Linked DNA regions of Homo sapiens: region 1 is linked to region 2. The links are chromatin loops, found by intact Hi-C in ENCODE. Cell type or tissue: MCF 10A. All regions are shown on one strand. Links, peaks and the distances in the headings refer to the core of each region. The heading gives the core; the rest is flanking DNA. Region 1 overlaps MB21D2 (Mab-21 domain containing 2). Region 2 overlaps MB21D2 (Mab-21 domain containing 2).

Evidence for each region. Peaks named below come from ENCODE experiments on the same cell type or tissue, not always from the same donor. Only the 100,000 strongest peaks of a DNase experiment are listed, where the experiment ranks them.
Region 1: a loop joins it to region 2, with 3.0 times the contacts of the local background. A loop is called at or near these places in 9 of 110 quality-filtered maps.

Annotation. Positions count from the first base shown.
Region 1 is chr3:192,831,222-192,835,612 of GRCh38, reverse strand. All of the region lies in intron 1 of MB21D2 (Mab-21 domain containing 2), which reads left to right. Among named protein-coding and RNA genes, the nearest start is that of MB21D2, 84 kb to the left of the region's middle. RefSeq lists an enhancer at 4,276-4,391. In MCF 10A, for the core only: no CTCF peak of the experiment used is centred there; a DNase peak (open chromatin) is centred at 2,352.
Region 2 is chr3:192,885,629-192,890,019 of GRCh38, reverse strand. All of the region lies in intron 1 of MB21D2 (Mab-21 domain containing 2), which reads left to right. Among named protein-coding and RNA genes, the nearest start is that of MB21D2, 30 kb to the left of the region's middle. In MCF 10A, for the core only: no CTCF peak of the experiment used is centred there; a DNase peak (open chromatin) is centred at 2,749.

The DNA of each region.
Region 1 (4,391 bases), core at 76-4,075, 54 kb after region 2:
TAAAATGTTTTAAGAAATTAGATCAAATTGTCATCATTTTTTTCTGGAATCTATAAGTGATTTGGGAATCAGGGCCTAGCATTTTTCTGGATTAAGTGGAATAAAATTTGCAAATGTGCTTGTATGTTTTTAAGACTTTTTTTTTTTTTTTTTTTTTGAGACAGAGTCTCGCTGTGTCGCCCAGGCTGGAGTGCAGTGGTGCGATTTCAGCTCACTGCAAGCTCCACCTCCCAGGTTCACGCCATTCTCTTGCCTCAACCTCCCGAGTAGCTGGGACTACAGGTGCCCGCCACCACACCCAGCTAATTTTTTTGTATTTTTTTGTAGAGACGGTGTTTCACCGTGCTAGCCAGGATGGTCTTGATCTCCTGACCTCGTGAGCTGCCCGCCTCAGCCTCCCAAAGTGCTGGGATTACAGGCTTAAGCCACCGCACCCAGCTTTTTTTTTTTTTTTTTTTTAAAGACACTTTCTAAAGATCCCTGGCCAAATAAAATGTGAACAATCGGCCAGGCGTGGTGGCTCACGCCTGTCATCCCAGCACTTTGGGAGGCTGATGTGAGCTGATCACGAGGTCAAGAGATTGAGACCATCCTGGCCAACATGGTGAAACCCTGTCTCTACTAAAAATACAAAAATTAGCTGGGCATGGTGGCATGCGCCTGTAGTCCCAGCTACTCGGGAGGCTGAGGCAGGAGAATCGCTTGAACCAGGGAGGCAGAGGTTGCAGTGAGCTGAGATCGTGCCACTGCACTCCAGCCTGCGTCAGAGCAAGACTCTGTCTCAAAAAAAAAAAAAAAAAAAAGAACAATCCTCTCAAACATCTGTACCTGTGGTAGAAAGTAATTGTCTGCGCAATTCAAGGAACATTTCAGTCTATCCCAGAAAGAAATTCTGCCAGCATTGCATTTGTGTTCCCAGTTTGTCTTGCTCTCACGGTAGAACAGCTGGCACTTCTTTGTGGTGTTTGGTTTCCTTGTTTTTGTTCCTTGGCTGAGATGTGAAGGACTTGGGAGGGGCTAAGAAACCTCAGGAAGGTCGGAAAAGTAGTGGCAGAAGACACAAAAAGGAGTGGCCCCACAGGAGAAACAGCATGTGCAAAGAGGAGGCATGATAGAAAAGCAGTGGAATGGGGATGAGAAAATCTGGATTTTTGTCTTTTTTCTTTCTTCTTCTTTTTTTTTTTTTTTTTTGATATAACTGGGGAAAATTACTTCCTCAGTCCTCATGTCCTTATTTGCATCATAACTGGATTTGGGTTTTTTTGTTTGTTTTGTTTTGTTTGGTTTTTTTTTTTTGAGATGCAGTCTCGCTTTGTCGTCTGGGCTGGAGTGCAATGGCATGATCTTGGCTCACTGCAACTTCCACTTCCTGGGTTCAAGCGATTCTCCTACATCAGCCTCCTGAGTAGCTGGGACTATAGGTGTGAGCCACCATGCCCGGCCTCATAACTGGATTTGAGTCAGAGAATCTGAGGGACCTCAGTGTTGCTGAACTCGATTCATTCATTCACACAAATTGGCAGAGTACCTGCCATGTACCATGTACCTGCAGTGTGATTGGTCCTGCAATTCAAAGATGAATGAACTGAGATCGTTGACCTCAAGCTGCTTGGTTCAGTAGCAGAGACAGACATATGAGACAACCATTTGTGATGCCATATTGTGAGTGTCATGGGAATACAGGGGAGGATGGGATTAGCCTTGATGGAAAGAGAGGGAAGTCTGCAGGACTCAACAGAGGAAAAGACCTTTCCCTAGAAGGAGAAGAGGGTGAAGTTAGCCTGGGCAGCCAGGCTGGTAGGAGAAGAATCATAGAGATTGAAAAACTTCATTGCAACAACAGCGAGTAACACTATCCCACGCTCTAAAGTATTGACAACTTAGTCATGTCCTTTTGAGACACTACGTGCACCCAGAGTTCTAGGGTTGTTCTGAAGGTTGATTATGGAAACCCTTGCCCCACGTCTCCTTGCTCTGTAAGGCTGGAAAAGCATAGAATCTATTTTTGTGCTCTGACTTCGTAGCCCATCTGTCAGAAAATGCCCTTTTCACAGCAGGGTCCTAGTGACTTAATTATTGTTTGTGGAATATTTAGAAGTTTAGGTCAAGGATGAATTTCTGTTGCGAAACTGAAGGCACACAAATGAGATGTTTAAAAATGAAGTGGAAGTTTTTTGTTTTTGTTTTGTTTTTGCAGAAAAAAGATTTTTAATGGCTTGAATGTGCTGCCATAGTTGCGTCAGATTGTCAGAAAATTATGTTGTACATCTGAGAGAGAAAAGAAGAGCCTTTTGAGGAGCTGCGCTAAAATTATTTTTTGTTTAGTCTCTTAACTCTTTGGCTTGAATGAGTCATTGACTTTCCTTGCCAAGATAGGGTTAGCATTTGTTTTGTGTTTTAAAAGCAGGCCAAGGGATTGCCACGAGGGGAGACAACCTGAGCAACTGAAGGAAGAATTGCTAGAAATTGTGTTACAGTTGTTTAGTCTGAATGTGATTAGAAACAACAACAAAAATGACCTAACATTATTGACTTCAAAATTTGTTTTCTGCTTTCTTCCAAAAAAAAAAAGGTCTAAAGGAAAAAGATTTTACTATAATGTGTCCATTAAAATACAGGGCAAAGCTAACATCTCACAGGAAATGTTTTATTTGACATAGGTAGATAGCTATTGTTTGAGGGCATAAATTTTAGATAAAAGATTCCTGGCAGTCTATGCAAAAAAGGAAAATATGGTTGCCTAGCAACTTTTATTGATTGATTTAAAAGAGACAGGTCTGTCAGTAGATGTACTCTTCCCCCCGGTCCCCTTTTTCTTTTCCAGGCAGAGTTTCATTCTGTTGCCCAGGCTGGAGTGCAGTGGCTCGATCTCTCGGCTCACTGCAACCTCCGCCTCCCGGGTCCAAGTGATTCTCCTGCCCCAGCCTCCCGAGTAGCTGGGACTACAGGCACACGCCACCACGTCCAGCTAATTTTTGTATTTTTAGTAGCGATGGGGTTTCACCATGTTGGCCAGGCTGGTCTCAATCTCTTGACCTCGTGATCCGCCCGCCTCAGCCTCTCAAGGTGCTGGGATTACAGGCGTGACCCACCGCACCTGGCGAGACATACTCTTTCATATCCTTATTATGCAGATTTTTAAATATTATAAACATTGAATAGTGTAATTTGCCATCACTTAAGTAAGTTTTCCAGCTGATGATAAACTTTACTTGGTAAGACAAGTTTTTTGCATTGGCCTTCAGTAAAATCTTTCACTTAGTTGAAAGCATTTTTATATGGGGAGGAGATGTAACTAAGGCAATCTAGGTTTGTGATTTTCTATTACAGTTTGATCCAAGAAAAAATATCAGTAAGTGTGTCAATATTATCTTGTTTAGATCAGTGTTTTGAAACTTGTGTGTTCGTAAGAACTGCCTGGGGCCCTTGTTAAAATACAGATTCCAATGCCAGCTGCAGATTTACTGAATCAGAGTCTCTAGGCAAGGGGCCTGGGTGTGTATTTATCAAAGGCACCAAGTGATTTCTTATGCTCAAACAGGTTTAAGGAACACTGCTGTGGATGGTTCTCCTTGACTGTTTTTTTTCCTCTCAGCTGGGCTTTGTAGCAGTCATTTTGAGTATAAATTGTGATAGGAGCCTGAGGCAATAGCATTAAAAGTGAGTTGGCAAAGCCCAGCAGAGCCAGTTTAATTAGCTAGTTTGGATAACTGTAATGTCATTTCCCCTTCTCAAGCTGTGGTGCTTCAGGATGCTGCCCATCAAGTTCCTTCATCCTTCCAGTCTTTTCATCTGTTATTCCATTGATCCTTACACCATCTCTGTGTAGTGGACAGAACAAGTATAATAATTGTATTTCATTGATTTTTTTAAGATGCTCCCCTTTCTCACAATTGTACATCCCTAATAATAGTAGGCACCTTAGAATCGATTGTCTGAATTTGAATATTTTTCACTATTCTAGTGATTTGTAAAGCAACGGTGCATCTTATATCCAAAAGTGTTGAAGATTTGATGAACTGCCATGGCTCCTTTCACAGATGAGTCATCTGAGATACTAAGAAGGTGACGTGACTATGGAAAATTGCTACTAGTTGAGAAAACCCAGTCTCAGATCCATCTTTCTGTTCTTGTACTAGTTTGCTGCTGCTGAGTAAACAATTATTCCAAAACTTAGTGGCTTAAAACAACATTAAGCATTTATGATCTCACAGTTTCTTGGAGTCAGGCATCTAGGAGTGGTGTAGTTGAGTAGTTCTGGTTTGTGGTCTCTCATGAGGTTGCAGGGCTGAAATCATCTAAAATTTGACTGGGGCTAGAGTTTCCACCGGACTCACATGGCTGGGAAGTTGGTGCTGCAGTTGGGAGGCCTCGGCTCATCCCCATGTGGG
Region 2 (4,391 bases), core at 301-4,300:
AAATGGCATTAGACATGTGTTATTTCTGGAAATCTGTCCTTCACAGTGAAGTCATTTCTGGTGTCTACCGTTGGATTTTTTTTTTCCTAACTGACTAAGCAACACTTTTATTATTTTATTTTGTTAAACGAAGTGTTGACTCTGGATGTGGGTGTTCAGGACCTTAATTCTTTTCTGTTGGAGGTCATTGGACTGAGTTCAGTCCCAGCAGTGATAAGAGTTATAATGTTTTCTTGTTATGTTGCACGCTTTAGAAATAGTTCACAAAACACTTTTCACATCTTTATACTCTGCATACATGGATTTTTCTTGTTTGTTAGGTATTTTGGCTTGGGCTTGAGAGTCACCCTGGAACAAGCCTCTGGAAACTGTATTTACACATTTAAAAACAAAAAAAATCTTCCTGTGATAAACTCTAGGGCCAGCAGAGGTAGGTAGGACCTGGCCTGGGCAAGTGTCTTGTAATTTCCCTAGAGGCTGCAGCCTCAGGGAAATGCTGCTGGAGCTAGGTACAATAAGACTTTTTAAAAAGAATAACACTATCAAGTAAAAATTAAGTATTAATTGCAAAGTTAGAGCTTCAGAGCAAATCAACTTCCTGTAATAAGCAGCCCATTGAATTCTTTTCTGCCAAGAGCTCCTGCTCTCTGGGTCTGTGCATTCCAGCCATTCCAAGCTACTCACCAGTCTGTTCTCACATGCTTCAGTGTCTTAGTTCATTTTTTCCCTTTTTTATGTGTTATAAGTACTCTTTGAAGGTCCAGCCCCAAAACCATCTTAATAGAGAAACCATCTTAATAGAGAACTCCTTAACCCTTTTGTCAGAAGGGTTTCTCTGCCTGCCTGAACTAACTGTATATTTGTGTGTGTATCTGTTTGTTGAATACATCATAAATAGATTTTAATTCTTCTGCCTGGTGACATTTCCACTGGATTGCGTGCTTGCTGAAGGCAGGGACTTGGGTGGGTTCTTTCCATGCTCCTCCCAGTGGCTGGCTCCCTGTCATGCATATGTGAACCATAAGGGGCATGATTTGAGCTGGTAGAGATGATAGAGTCCCTTAGACTCTACCAGAGTCCAGATCGCACCACTGCACTCCAGCCTGGGTGACAGAGCTGGACTCTAGATAGCTTGGTCTGGAGTTCACAGGTCAAAGAGGGTAGCACCTTCTCCTTTACATCATTCTGCTGAAAGAAGCTAAGAATTAACATTTTAGGAAAAATACTTGCAAAGAGGGGAGGGATTTAGTGAGTAAAGACTCAATAAATAAAATACCTTAGTGACAGAATGTTTTAGGTGAAATAAGTCATATAAACTGCTTCGTGCTCACCTCGAAAGCACAATAAATGGGAGCTGTATGATCATATGGTAAGAGCTTAAGAATTGTCAGTGATAATCCCTGTCCTGTAGGCATTCATAGTCTACCAGATAATAGAGCATTTCTCTGAGGACGGAAGACTTTGGTTAAGTCAACCTGACAACCATAAAACATTAGAGGAAATAACTGTATTTTGTGGATAAGATTTTCTATGGGTAGAAATTCTTCTTTTGATTCTTCAGAGATGTTGATGGTTGCTTAGGAGCGCGCGTGCTTTAATGAATGTTATTTCTTTAATGGAATTTACTAGAGCTTCCAAGATATACTGCGTTTAACCTTCTTATAGTTTGTTAATGATTCCCAGCTCTTGCCTGGGCCTCTGCACTTTGGCTTCTGGATGTGTTTCTTTGGCTTAGTCATTACTTAATAGATTGAGGAGGAGAATCTTTCAGGGCATTAGATTTTCATGGCTATTTAAGGAGTTCAGATTTAAGTGTAAGGCTGGAATAAAGCTGATTGCTAGGAGGTTTTTGTATGATGCTCTCCATTTTAGAGGTTCTCACTAAGTGGATAGTGATGCCTGGTGCTGGGGTGCAAAGGAGCCGGGAGACTTTTTCCCAGAACGGAGGAGCAGTGTTGGTGCCCTTCTAGTCCCCAGATATGCAATTTAAATAAAGCCTTGCTAGATTCTCCCCTTGCAAATGCTTGCAGCCTACGCGTCCCCTGTTGCCTTGTTCCTCAGTATGGGACCCGTGAACCAGCACCAGCACCTGGGAGCTTGTTTGAAGTGCAGCATTTCAGGCCCCACCCAAGCCTTACTGAAGAGAAACTGCATCTCCACAAGGTCCCAGGGTGACTCAGATGCACATTCAAGTTTGAGAAGCAGTGTCCCTTCTAGAACTGCAAAAGGTAAAGCAGATCTTAGGGCTGCTAGCGTTCAAAAAATAGGATGCTTTTTATTTTTACGTAAGAGCAAAGCAACCTGTTAGTAAAGGGAAAAAATATTTTTTGTTGGGCTAAGCCATTATTTAAAACTTTATTTTGGAACTTCAAACATATAAAAATAGAGACTGGTATAATGAACCCCCATATACCTTTGTTTTTTCTGTAACCTCTACCCCACCGTGGATTATTTTAGATCAAACCTAGACGTATAATTTATCCCTAAATATATCTTTTTCCTTTTTTTGAATATTGTGGTAAAATACACATAGCATAAAATTACGATCTTCACAGTTTCTAAGTGTACAGTTTAGTAGTGTTAAGTACGTTCACATTTTTGTGCAATCAATTTCAAGAACTCTTTTCATCTTGTAAAACTGAAACTGTATAAATATTAAGCAACGTCTTTTTTCCTTTTGAACATACCATTTTCACTCTTCAAGAAAAGTTAACAATAGTTGGGTGTGGTGGCGTGTTCCTGCAGTCCTGGAGGCTGAGGTAAGAGGGTTGCTTGAATCCAGCAGTTTGAGGCTGCAGTGAGCTACGATGACATCACTGCACTTCACCCTGGGAAACAGAACGAGACTTTGTCTCTTAAAAAGTAAAGTTCATTGATATCGTCAAATGTCTGGTTAGTGTTCACATTTCCCAGAGTGGACAAAGAAACCGAAGAATTTGGTTCAGCGTCTTCTCGAAATGAATTGGTAGCCCTGTTTGTATAGTGAAGAATCTAGGGACAGTGGCGAAAGTGGGGATTTTTTTTTTTTCCTTTCCTTAACTTACAGCTTGACAGGATTTTAAATGAAGACTTTGTAATTTCCAGTCTTCTAATTTCAGAAAACAGAGTTTTACAGTAGAAGAACATGGACTTATGGATGAGAATGGAATCTGAATTAGTCATTGCTTCTTAGAATCAGGCAAGATATTTACTCTTTCGTTATTTTAGGTAAAAAGGTACTGTGAAAATTGAATTAAATTGGAATTAATGAACTAGAGTTATATTTCCAGCAAAGGTAAAATTCAAAAACGTAAGGGTTAGAAAAGCAAGTTGTAGAATGACTAGTACATGACACCATTTATTGAATGTTAAACAATAGTATAAATTGCTTATGAATCACACATATGGTAGAAGTATGAAATGTGCTTTAGAGTGACACACTCGTATTTCAGGATAGTAGTCATCTCTCTAAATGACAGCAGAGTGGAATGGAATAACTGTATCTGTAGCTTTCTTTTTTAAATTATTATTCAAAAGCCCGAAGGAAATGTAGCAAAGTGTCAAGATTTGCTAAAGGTGGCTGATGGATAAATGAGTACTCGTGGTATTAATTCTGTTGTGTGTTTGGAAATACTACAAGGGAAATACCTTAAGAAAACTAGTCAACGTACGTGAAAATATTTTGTAAACTCAAGTACTCAAGAATGTTAGCAAGTATGATTTTTATTTATACTCCCATCTCATCACAAAACAATGGAGACTTTGTCAAAAATTATAAAAATAGACCAGGTGCGGTGACTCACGCCTGTAATCCCAGCACTTTGGGAGGCCAAGGCGAGTGGATCACGAGGTCAGGAGTTCAAGACCAGCCTGACCGAGATGGTGAAACCCTGTCTCTACTAAAAATACAAAAATTAGCCGGGCATGGAGGTGGGCGCCTGTAATCCCAGCTACTTGGGAGGCTGAGGCAGAGAATTGCTTGAACCCGGGAGGCGGAGGTTGCAGTCAGCCGAGATCGCGCCACTGTACTGCAGCCTGGGCGACAGAGTGAGACTTCATCTCCAAAGAAAAAAAAATTATAAAAATAATTGAACTAGTGGGGTTTAAAGACGTAAGGAAAATAATTAAAAAGAGCCATTTGTGATGTGTGTGGGATTGTCCAAAATTTGAATACGCTTTCTGTTCATCACTTTAGACTCAGGTGAAGTTCCAAAGAGTTAATAATGGTGGGCCATGGTCATTTTTGTTTTTATTGGAATTTATAGTTCTCCTGCTTCCAAGGAAGATTTGAGGTGGCAGAGTCCCAGCTTGCTGTGGCCTTGTGGCCCTGAAAGTATCTTCTACTCAGAGAGCCTGCACATTGCCCTGTCATTTGTGCCTGTCCCTCTCTAGGCAGCACTACTTCAGAGCCA